2 separate regions of the Homo sapiens genome follow, and region 2 is linked to region 1. Evidence: read pairs that join two places in POLR2A ChIA-PET (ENCODE). Cell type or tissue: OCI-LY7. All regions are shown on one strand. Links, peaks and the distances in the headings refer to the core of each region. The heading gives the core; the rest is flanking DNA. Region 1 overlaps CCDC88C (coiled-coil domain containing 88C). Region 2 overlaps RPS6KA5 (ribosomal protein S6 kinase A5).

Region 1 (5,000 bases), core at 1-5,000:
GCTGCAGTTGCCCATAGTAGCTCTGAGGCGTATTTAGTCTTGGAAATTGTTAGAAGCACTTGTCATTGGATTCGAGCATGTTATAAATTTCTGCAGAAGGGAGACAGTAAACAGTACCTGCCTTCTCAAAAATCAAAAGCTGCTTTGGTTTAATTTTTGAAAAGCAACCCTACAAGGGTGAGAAAATAATCCTAAAAAGACCCCTTGAAGTTTACATCGATTTCAGTTTACTTGTGAAAGGCTCGGTAAGTGTAGGAGCTGGCATCACCTCCTACCCCTATCCACGGTCTAAAAAGCTTGATGACATTCTTACAGTCTTCTACTTGAGTAAAGAACTGTAATGAAACAATTGAATGAATGGGAGTCTTACATCTTTACACTGAGTGGAGGCTAATCCAACAGAAGAAATCTGCCTCGTGTGCTGGGTGCATCTCCCTGAGCAGCCAGATTTGCGATCAGTCAGCTAACCATAGGAACTTTTTTCATAAATGTTCTGTTTCCTCTAGCTTCTCTTAGGAAAAAGAAGGGAAAAGGATTTGCATTGCAGTACTTGAATAAACAATGGTGCTTTTGGGCCGTTGATCGCTATCACGGTTTCCTTATACTGAAATTTACTTATTTTTTTAAGAGAGATGTGCATTTGTTTATTTCACATTTTCACTGCTCAGGGAGGGGACCGATTCTGTTTTTAGGCTATTCGCTATCACCAAGTATGTTTTTGGCTCAGTTTCAAACATATTTGCTAGCAGGTGTTTTCTGGACATCTGCTGTTTGCAGAGCACCTCAGCCCTTGGAACCAGGTGCCCTGTGGACCCAGGAAACCTGAGTGAACTTGCCTTGGTGGCACAGTGAGCAGAGGAACCCCAGGTGTCTCTTCTGCAGGCTCCTGAGGTGGCTCAGCTCAGCACCTGCTGGGTGCTGGGGGTGGCAGGGACAACTGAAATGCCATCCCTGCCACGGGGGTTCATAGCACAGCAGCGTAGACATGTTTGCTCTCGAGATAGGGCCGCTGGAGGAGTGGCCCAGGAGAGGTGTGCAGGCCCTGGAAGGGATGGCCTGCCCTCTGTAGGGAATGGTGCCAGCCTTCCTGAAAGTCTGCAGTGGGGTGGCATGGCAGAGCCACACTCAGGCAAGCACCTGTTGTGGCCAGGTGGGCAGGTGCCCTCAGCACCATAAACCTTGATTTTTTTCCTTTGGGGCAGATGTAAATTTGAGGCAAATGACACAAAGAAGCTGAAGAATAGCAAATGTCCAGGAGAAGGGAGTGCCCCCTTCCTTCCCAGGCCCCTGGCACCTGCTCCCTGTGGGTCCCCTGACGTGACACCTTCAGGTGCGTGCCCTTACATGTGCGCACACATGGCCCTGAACGGTCCTCATCTCTCTTCCCGTGGCCTCGGCCTCGGCTGTCCACATGTGTTCCAGAAAGCTCTGTGCAGTAATAGAGGAGGGCCCCCCGCAACCTCAACCTCTGGTTCACCCAGCACAGCCTTTTTTTTGTCTGCCCTCTATACTGGCGTTCTGTGTGAGATTTCCTTTGTGAAGTTGTTTGAAGCTGCAGCCCCAGGCCTCATAAATGTAGATAAGCAGAGTATCATCTGTTGATGGCTGCTTGTGCTGTGCCCAGCACTCCGTTGGTGAAGTGAGGCTTCCTCACTGGAGCGCAGAGGGAGTCCCAGAGCTCCTCCTTCCTGAGGGCGTTGGGCTTAGCTTTGGCATGGGATTGTTTTGCTGCATCGTTTTTCTTAGATGGCTCATCTGGGATATACCTGGTCATTGGCTTTTTAATTTTAACACTGCCATTTCCTTTCAGTGTCGCGGCCAAGTAGCTTAGAGAGCAGTAGAAACACATCCAGCAACAGCTCACCTCTTAACCTAAAAGGTAAGTCTTGTGCTTCTGTGTACTTTTAAAAATTGATTTGGGCCAGGCACAGTGGCTCATGCCTATAATCAGCACTTTGGGAGGGCCAAGCAGGTGGATCGCTTGAGCCCAGGAGTTAGAAACCAGCCTGGGAAACATGGCGAAACCCCATCTCTAAAAAAATAAAAAATTAGCTAGGCGTGGTGGCGCATGCCTGTGGTCCCAGCTACTCAGGAGGCTGAGGTGGGAGGCTCGCTCAAGCCTGGGAGGTCAAGGCTATAGTGGGCTGTGATCATGCTACTGCATTCCAGCCTGAAAAACAGAAGTGAGACCCTATCTCAGAAAAAAAAAAAAAAAAAAAAAAAAAAAGTGTATTTGGTGGTTTGGCTCTGGGGTCATATTATTATAATTTTTAAAATACATGACTAGGGGTTTCAAATGCATTCTGACGCATTCAGAGGCCACACAGTACAGTTTCAGGCACAGGCTGGGAGTTAGAATGGGTTGGGGTTCAGCTCCCTTCTCCCCCGAGCAGCACTGAGAATGCAGGCATGTCACAGGTCCCGAGTCTCATTTACTTCATCTGAAGAATGGGGAGAGTAACACTAGTTCCATTCTACTGTGGCCACAGAACAAATGTGGAGGATTTTGATTCTCGGAACATGTATGGTTTGTGTTAGGGACAGAATGTGGTCTTTCTTCATGAACCTTCCCTGTACATTTAGCCCCTAGCACATAGCAGGTGCTGAATAAGCTTTGAATACGTGCATGAGCGAGCGCTGACAAGGGCAGTGCCTTACAGCCAGTAATAACTTAAACTTCAGCAGAAGCTTTCCACTTTTATCTCAAAGTATTTTGTTTTTAAAGCCAAAGTGAAATTCAAAAGGAGTCCAGACTTTCAGCCTGGTGGGAATAAGCCCTGGGTTTTCGGGCAAGGGATTTTATTCTGATAGTTTGAAGTGGGCAAAGGCAGCACGAAGCCTCTAGAAGCCACCAGAGGGCTGCCAAGACTGATGAGGGTCCTCTGTCTCCTGCCCTGACACCCAGGCTCCTCCGAGCAGCTCCATGGCCGGTCTGAGAGCTTCAGCAGCGAAGACCTGATCCCCAGCAGGGACCTGGCCACTTTGCCCCGGGAAGCCAGCACACCGGGACGCAACGCCCTCGGCCGCCACGAGTACCCCTTGCCTCGGAACGGGCCTCTCCCACAGGAGGGTGCCCAGAAGAGGGGCACAGCCCCTCCCTACGTCGGAGTGCGGCCCTGCTCGGCCTCCCCCAGCAGTGAGATGGTCACCTTGGAGGAGTTCCTGGAGGAGAGCAACCGCAGCTCCCCCACCCATGTGAGTGATCCGGACACGGACTTGGCCCGTCTCTCTTCCCTCTCTGTCTCTTCCTGGCTCAAGATCATAGCTGCAGAAAGGATGGGGTGGGGGTGGCGTGGCCTAGGCACAGGACTGGCTTGGACATGAGAGGCTGACTAGAGCACTAGCTGACAAGTCACCGCAAGCCAGCCGCCAGCCCCAACCCTGGAGGCTGCTCTCCCCTGGGTCTGGGAAGTGAGCTGGCAGAGCTTGTGGCCCGCACCAAGGGTGCGTGGCCAGCACCTGACTTACAGGGCTAGGATCTCACGCTGGGTTTCACGGCAGAGCTCTGAGTACCCGCTTACCCTGCATTTTCTCCAGCAGGGATTGGCAAACTTTCAAGGACCTTGAAAGGGCCAGAGAGGAATGATTTTAGGCTTTCTGGGTCTCACAGTCTCTGTTGTAGCTACTCAATTCTGCCACATTCGAGAAAGCAGACACTTGATCCTATGTCAATAGATGGACATGGCTGACATCCGATAAAGCTTTACTTATGGACACTGACATTTGAATTTCATATGATTTTCGCATGATGTGAAATACGTTTTTACAAAATTTCTTTTTGACCAATTAAAAATGTAGCAACTGGCCAGATGCAGTGGCTCACGCCTGTAATCCCAGCCTTTGGGAGGCCAAGGTGGGCAGATCACCTGAGTCCAGGAGTTTGAGACCAGCCTGGCCACCATCTCTACAAAAAATACACCCGTCTCTACAAAAGATAAGCAGAGTTGTAGAGACACTTGTCTCTACAAAAAATACAAAAATTAGCCGGGCCTTGTGGCAGGTGCCTTTAACCCCAACTACTCGGGAGGCTGAGGCAGGAGAATCATTTGAAACCGGGAGGCGGAGGTTGCAGTAAGCTGACATTGCACCACTGCACTCCATCTTGAGCGACAGAGCGAGACTCTGTCTCAAGAAAAAATAAAATAAAAATAAAAATGTAGCAACTATTCTCACAGGATATACAAAAACAGGCGGCTAGCTGGATTTGGCCCCAGCTCTGCAGCTCCTCACCCTAAACACTGCCTGTTGACAACCTCCTGCCACCTCTGTAGGTCTTCGTTTAGCTTTTTTGAAGCTGCACATACGTCTTTAAAGTGCTCTGAATTTTGTCACGTGAGCTGTTGGGTTACTGAGTGAGTGAAGTTCACTGTCTGCAATTGAGCCCTTTTGAGGATTCTTAAAACTTCAGCCTTTTTCAGTCTTTCCATCTCATTCCCCTTAAAGAAACACATTTGGACTTTGTCTGGCTCTCTGGTAAACCCTGTGACCTGCATTACTAGGGCACAGTGACACAGAAAAGAAAGTGTGTGTTTGGTAGATATTTATTGAGCACCTGCAGTCTTATGTTTAGCAGTATGCATGGTGCCTGCTCTTGGAAAGCAAAGCAAACCAGTTCATCAGCAGGTTTTCTTTGCCTGCATGTGCTGTGCCCAGCCTTGCAGTTGACACGAGAGAAATATAAAACATGGCCCTGGCCTTCCTTCATTTAAACATTTCTCTTTCCCAAGCACTTACTCTGTGCAAGGAGCTGGAGAAGCCAAAGCTGGAGAAAAACAAAGGAGGGCCTGCCCTCGAGAAGTTAGCGGTCTAATGTTGTGGTTCTCAAACTCAGGCGTGCGTTTGAATCGTCTGGGGGCCTTGCCAGACCACAGAACCCATCCCCTGAGTTTCTGAATCAATGGGTCTGAGGTTGGGCTCGCTGAGAATTTGCATCTTTATAAATTCCAGATAATGGTCTTGCGGCTGGGTAGGCACCATGGTTTAAGAACCACTGGTCTGGC
Region 2 (10,115 bases), core at 2,814-7,813, 410 kb after region 1:
ACAGTGAGAAAAATAAAATAAAAACAGGGGTAATTACAGATCAAATAGGAAGGCCTATATGAAGTTTTTCAAGTCCTTAACCATAGTTACATGTCCTGGGGAAAGGATGGTGGAAATGGAATAGAAAAACATAGTTATTCAGGAGTTCTGCTATCTCTCTATTTTCTGTTAACATCAATACCATCTTTTTGAAGCAGTTGGATTATCCTTTTCTGTTCTTATTGCTCTGAATATAGTCATAAATGTGATTTTAAATCTATATCATAACAAGCCATGCCACTGGTTTACAAGTCTTTGAGATGTATTCACTGCCTCAGTGATAGAAGTCACGTAATCTTTTTTTTTTTAATACTTTAAGTTTTAGGGTACATGTGCACAACGTGCAGGTTTTTTACATATGTATACATGTGCCATGTTGGTGTGCTGCACCCATTAACTCATCATTTAGCATTAGGTTTATCTCCTAATGCTATCCCTCCCCCCTCCCCCCACCCCACAACAGTCCCCGGTGTGTGATGTTCCCCTTCCTGTGTCCATGTGTTCTCATTGTTCAATTCCCACCTATGAGTGAGAACATGTGGTGTTTGGTTTTTTGTCCTTGCGATAGTTTGCTGAGAATGATGGTTTCCAGCTTCATCCATGTCCCTACAAAGGACATGAACTCATCATTTTTTATGGCTGCATAGTATTCCATGGTGTATATATGCCACATTTTCTTAATCCAGTCTATCGTTGTTGGACATTTGGGTTGGTTCCAAGTCTTTGCTATTGTGAATAGTGCCGCAATAAACATACGTGTGCATGTGTCTTTATAGCAGCATGATTTATAATCCTTTGGGTATATACCCAGTGATGGGATGGCTGGGTCAAATGGTATTTCTAGTTCTAGATCCCTGAGGAATCACGTAATCTTTTAAACTCAATCATGCTAGTTGTAGCAATTGGTAAATTACACCAGTTACGTTACTATTAGGATTATTAGAGTGGCTTTAACAGATCTGGGTAGTCATTCTGTTTTGTTACTTTTTCCCTGATAGTACACAATGTTGTCAGGACAGGTTCCCTTCCAATCTCATGACCGAAGTTTGACGTGTACCAGCGCGGTGGAAATCATGAAGAAAATTAAAAAGGGAGATTTCTCCTTTGAAGGAGAAGCCTGGAAGAATGTATCCCAAGAGGCTAAAGATTTGATCCAAGGTAAGAATCTAATGAAATTTTACATTTTATATGATGTGTAGTGATTGAAGTAGAATCATGGCCATTACACATACATTCATATGTTAATTACTCGAGGAATCCATGTGTATTCTAAAAGGCTTCCAGGCTACTCTCTTCAGCCTTGTTTTCTTATCAGAACATTCTCTTTAGTAATGGTATCCACATTTCTAACATGAGCTAGCACTTGACTTCCACTGGCATCTCAGTCAAGCACATCTAAAACAAACCAATACTTTTTGACTGTCCTTCCCCCCAAACACGCTCCTCCTCCTGTCTTTCCTCCTGTCAACAGTGGCACTGCTAAGAAGCCAGATCACCAAAACAGAAACCTAGGCGTCCTCCTGGATACCTGCACCTGCCTGCCTTCTGCAGCCAGTCACAGAGTTCTACACATTCAGCAGCGCTCCTAGCAGTCCGGTCCCTTCCTTCCCATTCACCTGCCGTTGCCTTTGTTCTCATCACCATTTCTCTCCCCAAATCCTGCAGCATCCTTTCACCTTGCCTCACTTCCTCTGACTTAAGCTGTTCATCATCTGTCAATAGAGGGACTTTTCTAGAATCCCTATGTGATTATGCCTCTTTTCTGCCAAAAATCCTTTGGAGACTCTCTGTTTGCTTCAGGTCAGACTCCTTAGCCTAGCATTTAACATTCAAAGCCCCTCATGACCTGGTCCTGTCTGCCTTTGTTTCCTCCTCACCCCAGCTCTGCCGTTGCAGGATATTTGAATTCCTCAGATATGCTGAGCTTTCAGATCCCTCCGTGTCTTTACATGCTCTTAATCCTCTTCCATAGCCACTTCTCCTTATCCTACAGGATTCATCTCCTAGAAGCCTTCCAGGATGCCCTCACTCCCTAGGCTACACTCTCCCTCAGGCCTGCTAACACACTGTGCCTGTGTATCTTGCTATCGCACTTATCCCTGATGTTATAATAGCTGGGGTTTTGCCTGTGTGTCTTCTGATATTAATAGCTCCTCTCTGCATCTCCATCTCCATATCTCTAGTGCCTTACTGCACTCCCTGACCTATAGAAGATGGCCAGTAAATGTTTGGTATATGGATGAAGTAGATCTGTGTGCTTTTTGCTCATTTGGAGCTTACGAAGTCACCAGTGGGAATCTTTGTTTTGGATGTTTATTTTCTCCTGATTGAAAAGCCACTTCGCCTGGAGCTTCCTAGAAATAGGCTACTGTGACTTTATCATTAGACTCCAGCATTCACAAAAGAATTTAAATGAATAGGAAAATCTAATTATCTTTGTAGGAGGTTAAAGCTATATAGAAACCATTATGTCATGTGAACATAGCTGAGATTTATTTCTGAGTTTGTTTTTAAACCATGTTTAAAATGACAAATCATAAAATAAAAATATCTATTCCCAAAGGACTTCTCACAGTAGATCCAAACAAAAGGCTTAAAATGTCTGGCTTGAGGTACAATGAATGGCTACAAGATGGAAGTCAGCTGTCCTCCAATCCTCTGATGACTCCGGATATTCTAGGATCTTCCGGAGCTGCCGTGCATACCTGTGTGAAAGCAACCTTCCACGTAAGGCCCTGTGCTCTGTACATGTTGGGCGGTTTGAGTAGGAATCATAATCAAATGTTCTTACTCTGTAGCCTCAGATACGTTTTCTTTGTTTCACATTTAAAATAATATGTGTCCTTTTACTTTTAGGTATGTTTTTATAAATTGCTTCATGGTTATAAACACTTTATAACAATAAGTGCACAGGGGACCAGAGTCACTGCTAACCCACAAAATACATATTTAATTTTTAGAATGACCTTATGAGATGAGATAATAGAACTTTTTCCTCTCAAATAGACTGACTAAATTTCTTTAAAAACCATAATAAACATTAGGAACTAAGGCATATTTGAAAGTCCATTCATTTTACAACCATTTAGTACATCACACATTCTTAAAACTGGGAGGGATATGAAGTAAGTTCATTGGTATTAAGTATAGATTGTATGTTTGAAAGACTGAGACTATTTGGTAGAAACTGTGGATTATGCACATTTGTGCCAAGCAGATGCAAATATATTAAGATAATTCATGTGAAGTATAGTATAAGATGAGTTAGGGAAACAGAAAGTCACCTTCAAAGGGATTATTTTGAGAAAGGAGAAGGTATAGGGATAGTGCTTCTTCAGCAGCAGAAATGGATTTAAAAAGTAATAAACTAGGAAATGTTGAGATGGTAAAGAGATTAACTGCAAGAATTTCTATCAGATGATCCAAATCTTCTCAGTGACATAGGTTGCAAGGTGACAACTACAAGGTGTAACTGCAGCATTATCCAAGCCTAGGCTAAGGAGAGTGAAGACAGGCTGCAGGAGGAGGAAGCCAGGGCAAAGCTGTAGAGCTGTGCTTCTCCATGCGTGTAAGTGTCCAGTATATATCCAAATGACATTGAATGGGACTGAAGAGCAAAGACTCAGAATGCGTCAAGTCTGCTTGCATTGGGACTTTGTGTTCAGAATTTTAAATCTTAGACACAGAACCAGTAAAAGCAATGGGGATAGTTTAGATTACTGATGGTCTTCAGGAATTTCCAGTCAATTGTTTCGTATTAGGATGTAGTACTAACTTCTTCAAAAGATTTATTAGAATTGTGACTCTCAGACCGCCTAGCTAGTTTGATATAAACAGAGCCCTCAGAATTTTTTTCCCATGAACTTCTCCACCCTGCCAATAGACTTAGATATAAAGGTTTTAAGAGCTTTGTTCCCTTAAAACAACTTGGGGCTGCAGTTGCCAATGGAAAGTTGTCTTCTGCTGTAAGTCATAACTGCTAGGAAAGCTTCAGTACTTTTACCTTCACAGGGGTTCCCTTTTTTTCCCCCGCCAGGCCTTTAACAAATACAAGAGAGAGGGGTTTTGCCTTCAGAATGTTGATAAGGCCCCTTTGGCTAAGAGAAGAAAAATGAAAAAGACTAGCACCAGTACCGAGACGCGCAGCAGTTCCAGTGAGAGTTCCCATTCTTCTTCCTCTCATTCTCACGGTAAAACTACACCCACCAAGACACTGCAGCCCAGCAATCCTGCCGACAGCAATAACCCGGAGACCCTCTTCCAGTTCTCGGACTCAGTAGCTTAGGCATGGTAGGAGTGTATCAGTGATCCATTGCACCTTTATTCCCTCAGCATATGCCTGAGGCGATCTTTTATGCTTTTAAAAATGTTTCCCGTTGGTCTCATTGGAATCTGCCTCCTAATGATTTTTTTCAGGAAAACCTGTTTGGTTATCCTCATTCAAAAGCACTGGACAGAGAATGTTACTGTGAATAGAGCACATATTACTCTTTTTAGCAACCTAGCATGATGCCAACAAGACTATTCTTGAAAGAGCAAAGGTTCCTGTAAATTTAATTAGGGCTAGATTTGAGCTGCTTGTAAGTCACAGGTTTTCCAGATGTCTGCCAACAAGAAATGACTCATACTGTGATGATACCTTTTGCTTTGCCTTGTGGACAATGTGGGTTTTTGAAATTTGCACCCTTCAAACAATGATTTATCAGAGAAAGGGGTCTGTTTTCAAAAAAGATTCTGTAATGAATTTTATGTGTGGCATATACTTATTTCTTGAGAGAAGATTTTAACTTATTGTTTTTATTTTATGGTTACATATGATGATAACCTGCTATTATTAAACTTTTTCTAAAAAGTGAAAAAAAAAAAAAAAGATATAAGAACTCAAGGTCCCATACTCTGTATTCGGGATCCATCTGAGATGCATGCTAAGCTATGTGTATGTTTTTAATTTTGCACTGCTCTTTCCTGGCAATTTGTTTTAATGGTTATTGCAGAATATTAAGGTACATGTCTCTCTGTTTTAAGTAATATTGCACTTTATAAAAAAGTATGAATAAAGCAAACTATTTTATAAAGTGCACTGTTTAAAGCATTTGCACTGTATTTTTGCCATTTATTTTCATTTTCTACTTTAAATTTGTCCTCACATTCCTCTTCTACTTTGTATGCAACAAGTAGAATGGGGCATGTTGTGTCATGTAGTCAGCCACTTATGCACCAATGTGAGGAAAACCTAAAGGGAAATTAAACTAAACACTGTGCTTCATATTTGTACACTGTGTTGTACTACAGTGAGGAATTTCCTCCTGTAGTCATATATTATGTACATAATATTTTAGAATCATACCTATGACTTGTTTGGAAATTTTTCTGTTAAATTTTAAATCCAGAAAGCATATTTTATAAACTTATGCAGAGCACTTTTATTGCTCAAAAGTTCTGAATTCATACAGAAAACAAGTACTATGTGATGAAAACATTTCATTAAAAGATTGCTGCATTTAAAAATACAATTAATTCGTTCCCTATGCAAAAAAAAAAAAAAAAAAAAAAGAAGTGATAGGGTTTGTGTGTTATATTTTCTTTTAAAGCCATCATGTGAAATGTCAGGACTGAGAAAAGTGATTTTTTTGCTTTGTTTACAGGAATCATGCTTAAAGAGATAATGCCCAACATGTTTATTTTATAGTTTTTGTTAATGATAACCTTTTGAGCATTAGTTTGGAATTTGGACATGATATTTATTTATTCCTTTCTTGAGGTTATAGCAGCATTAATTTCAACCAGTTATGAATACTAAAAATATTGCACTCTATGTAATAGTAGTATATTTATTACTAAATCAATGTATATATTAATAGCACAGGCAAAAAATGGCAAATATTAAAATATTTTCAAAATATTATATTATCCTGTTCACATTTTGTCCACAGTGGTTATTGGGAATAATATTTTACACTTTTTGCTGGCCCAAATGGCTACATAATATTGAGTTAATGAAAGTTTTCTACTCCCAGCTTTCAGTTATTCCTAGTAATTATGGGAAATTTTGTGTGAATTATTACCAAACTATTGCTAATTCACAAAATGTGATTCCATCAGGCACAGATCTCTAGTAATCAAGAAAATGACCATATTTATAATTATATTGGACATATTGGGAACATATTTGGCTCTTCAAGCCATTTTTTAAACTGTGCATCCTGGTAGAAAATACTAGTTATAAAGTACAAACTAAAGGGACTATGTTGCTAATAGAAAATGATCCAGAAAAATGGTCAGACAGTATACAGATTGATGATGTGATTGATTTCATTGTGAATATTGGAAATTAATGGGTTTCATTTTCATTTATTTCCCTTGCCTCTTCTTGAGGAGGATTCGACAGGCGATGAAATGGGTAAAAAGGCAGTCAGACTAACAGGAAGAAGGAAAGATAGGCTAGCTGTCAACTGATGAGCCTGCCTGAATAATCTCAAATGGGCTTTTGAAAAGACCTTAACAAACACTGTTGCACTCTTGTCAAATATCTTTATCTACACCCTACTTATAAGTACCAAAAAGACAGCATTTGATGCCAAGTTTGAAGCAGTTAGGTCCTATGCAGGCTGTGTATTAACATACAGTGAATTGCACTTTAAAATTCAGAAAGCTTTCATTTGGTCACATCAAAAATAAACACTACAAAATATATAAAAAGTTAAATGATAGGACTCTTTTTTTGGTATTAAGAGTAAAATAGAAGAAGATCTAAGAAATACAAATACTTACATTATTTCTCCTTATGACATTAACTTTGGGACTAGAGCCACACCACCCCCTCCCTTCTTCACTTACTGATTGTATTGCATATAATTTTCATGCCAACATAAATCCTGATTCATATATTTTGTAACTGTATATGACAAATTGAGAGGCAAGAATAAGAAAAGGAAGATAATAGAGGAAAGATGTTAAGAAAGACCAGTTTCTTCTAATTACTCTGCCAGATCGTGTGTCTGAAAGAGGTTAATTAGCATTTTGAAATTGATTGGCTGAGTGTGGTGGCTCAGGCCTGTAATCCTTGTGCTTTGGGAGTATAAGACTGGAGAATCACTTGAAACCAGGAGTTAGAGACCAACCTGGGCAACATAGTGAGACACTGTCTCTCCAAAAATAAAAATAAAAATTAGCTGAGCATGGTGGCTCATGGGAGGCCAACATGTGGAGGATCGCTTGAGCCCAGGAGTTCGAGGCTGCAGTGAGCTGTGATCACACCACTGCACTCCAGCCTGGGCAACAGAGCGAGACCCTGTCTTAAGAAAAAAAGAAATTCATTAATTCTTCCAAACCTTTATAAAGTAAGAAACCACTGAATTACTAGAATAGAAAGTCAGTCTCCTGAGTTAATTTCCACATTGTTGTCTGTCTTGGAGTCACAGGTTCATTACCCAAGAAAACTGCCTTTTAATTTTTTTAGATTACTGTTGATTTCTTAAGTATGTAAATGACTAACTTTTAAATATAAGGTAAGTTATTTTAAAGAAATCTACTAAGATAGAAGTCACTTTTTTTAAAGTAAGGAAATTCCTTTTGTATCTCAGTTTATGTTCTCAAATACACTACTTTATAAAAGTATACAATTGACTGGATACTTATTCACCTTGCCCCCATTTCAAGCGCCTGTTATTGTCATATTTATTAAAAACAGGGTACCTCATAATGGTGAAAATTTCTAAATTATTGGGTCTATATGTGCCTTAGACTGCCTGATTACTTTGGCTGTTCTCCCAGTGACTGATAATAATAGCATGATTTGAGTGTTCATGTGAGAATACATCTAATATTCCTTAAGATCTAAGTAAATAAGTTAAATTCTGATATGCCACTTATGTCAAAATAATTGTTATATAGATGAATTATTACTGTAACATCATGAAGTATCTTAAAATTATATGACTTTTGGCCTCTCAAATGTCTTACATGATAATACCCCAATTTCCAGTCTTTAATTGATTGTATACCTCACGTAAGTGTCTGTCATCACTTGATACCTGTATCTGGCACTAAAACAAATGTAGCCGGCTCTAATGAAATTTGAAGTTTGGATAGGAGACATTGTAAAACTCAAGAATGGGAAAAAAAAATTTTAACAGAAGTATGTATGAAGGAAATATTTTAAGTATAATCTACCCAAAGAAAATAACTGCTACAGCCAACATTAAAGGTTTTATTCCCTGTTTTGTTAAGTAACTTCACTCCAAATTGTGACATTCTTTAGAGAAAATATTTTCCTTAAGAGTAGTTATTTACGTGTTTTATTGGGGGAGCATATTTTCAGGGGGGCAACATCTTGCTAAGAACATTTGATTAGCCTCACTTCTGTCCTCACCTTCTATATTGCTTACTTTTCAAGATATTTCTTCTGAGCCCTTTTCTTTGTATGCCCAGCTCCCTGTTATGTAATTAAGTAGTTGATTACCATTCCAAATGCTTCCCCTACACAAGGCTGTTGTCCACCCTGTTTCATGAATTTGTGAATTAAGTAGGTGCCTAATATTTTCCTACTATTAGGGTGAAAAGGAATAAGAAACTAAAGTGGCTTCCAAATGTTTGTGTCTTGGTTTCTTCACCCTAGTGCAAAATAGGAAATGTTTATTGGCAGTCATTTCTTTTCCATTACTCCTTTTAACCACATTACAAAAAGCTAGGATTTTGTGTCTAGAAGGAGACTTGTATTAAAAGACAAGATTCTTAGTAGTTATTCATCAGGCTTAAGTTTCCTGGTGTATTTCTTGTGGGAGAGGTAGAAGGACATTTTGTAGTAGTATTCTAACTATTAATATAATGCTGCTTGGGTTATCAGAAAGTATTGAATACTTCAGATAAGTCAAGTTAGTATTTAGTATAGCAGCTGTTCTTCAGAGCACAGGAAACTGGGATAGTATGTAGTATTATGCTGTTTCCATTATTGTTTCTCATTGCATAACACTTTTAATTTATATGTTGGTATACAATTTGCCCCTTTACTAAAAAAAAAAATCTAGTTTCATTCTTGTTCCTTGCCACATTAAGCAGTTTTTTCATTTACGTTTTAAATTTTCTTAATATTAGAAGAAAAAGAAAACAGAACAAAAGAGAAATGTCATGACTTAGAAAAGGAAATTTTAAGTTTTATGGAATACTGTAGCTTTATTTTCTGACATTTCTGCTTATAGATAGATTAGAAAATCCTTGTTTCTTTTGTTTGCTTTGTTTTAAAATCCAGTAAGGTTGAGGAACTTGACATTTTAAAACTGCAGTTTTATTTTTAACTACATAAGAGGCTGGTCATGTGAAATGTGCACTGCTATGTTGGAATGGATATGTATGTGACAATTAACCTCATTAAAGCTCTGTTGCTGTGGTAGGCATTCAGTTATTCCTAATAGTTTATTTTAGGTACTATACTGCTATCCTATTTGCTGAAATTATAAATACTAGCAATGTACAATAATTCTCATTCTTTGGCTGAATAAAAACAGAAATTTAAAGGTGCTGTGTCACATAAACAGTTAATGCCTCAGTACTAAAGTTTTGAAAAATATTCCTAAAAACTTCACAGGCATGAATTTTTGAAAAGAAGAAGAAACCACATATACACATAGAGGAATTTTTAAAGACTGGCATTTTAAAGTATAGCTGGTAAAAATGGTATGTATCCTTATGTGTAGAATTTAAACTTCTTGAAAATAATCTAAGCTGCAACAATCTATGTAACTGCTCTTCCACAGTTTTACATAAAGATAAGAATTTGTCTTACTAAAAGGTAAATGGAAGATTAAAAAAGATGAAAAACATTGTTTTTCCTCTATTCTATGTGGACAATTAAAAGTATAGCCAAGCCTCAGCTCAAATGAGTTGCCTTTGTGTGAGACAGGGTCTCACTCTGTCACCCTGGCCGGAGTGCAGTGGCGTGATCACAGCTCACTGCAACCTCCACCTCCTGGGCTCAAGCAATCCTTGTACCTCAGCCTCCTAAGCAGCTGACTAAGTAGACTACAGGCATGAGCCACCATGCCCAGCTAATTTTTTTTTAATAGCTACAAGGTATCAGT

Evidence for each region. Peaks named below come from ENCODE experiments on the same cell type or tissue, not always from the same donor. Only the 100,000 strongest peaks of a DNase experiment are listed, where the experiment ranks them.
Region 2: POLR2A ChIA-PET joins it to region 1 with 10 read pairs; 2 of 35 experiments call an interaction of 5 or more read pairs at or near these places.

What each region holds. Positions count from the first base shown.
Region 1 is chr14:91,276,117-91,281,116 of GRCh38, reverse strand. It overlaps CCDC88C (coiled-coil domain containing 88C), which reads left to right. Exons shown (of 30, transcript NM_001080414.4): 28 at 1,811-1,879; 29 at 2,906-3,195. Among named protein-coding and RNA genes, the nearest start is that of GPR68, 34 kb to the right of the region's middle. In OCI-LY7, for the core only: no CTCF peak of the experiment used is centred there; DNase peaks (open chromatin) are centred at 796 and 2,616; H3K4me3 peaks cover 641 bases; H3K27ac peaks cover 3,274 bases.
Region 2 is chr14:90,866,283-90,876,397 of GRCh38, reverse strand. It overlaps RPS6KA5 (ribosomal protein S6 kinase A5), which reads left to right. Exons shown (of 17, transcript NM_004755.4): 15 at 1,038-1,197; 16 at 2,603-2,766; 17 at 4,076-10,115. The coding sequence ends at 4,324. Among named protein-coding and RNA genes, the nearest start is that of LINC02321, 43 kb to the right of the region's middle. In OCI-LY7, for the core only: no CTCF peak of the experiment used is centred there; no DNase peak of the experiment used is centred there.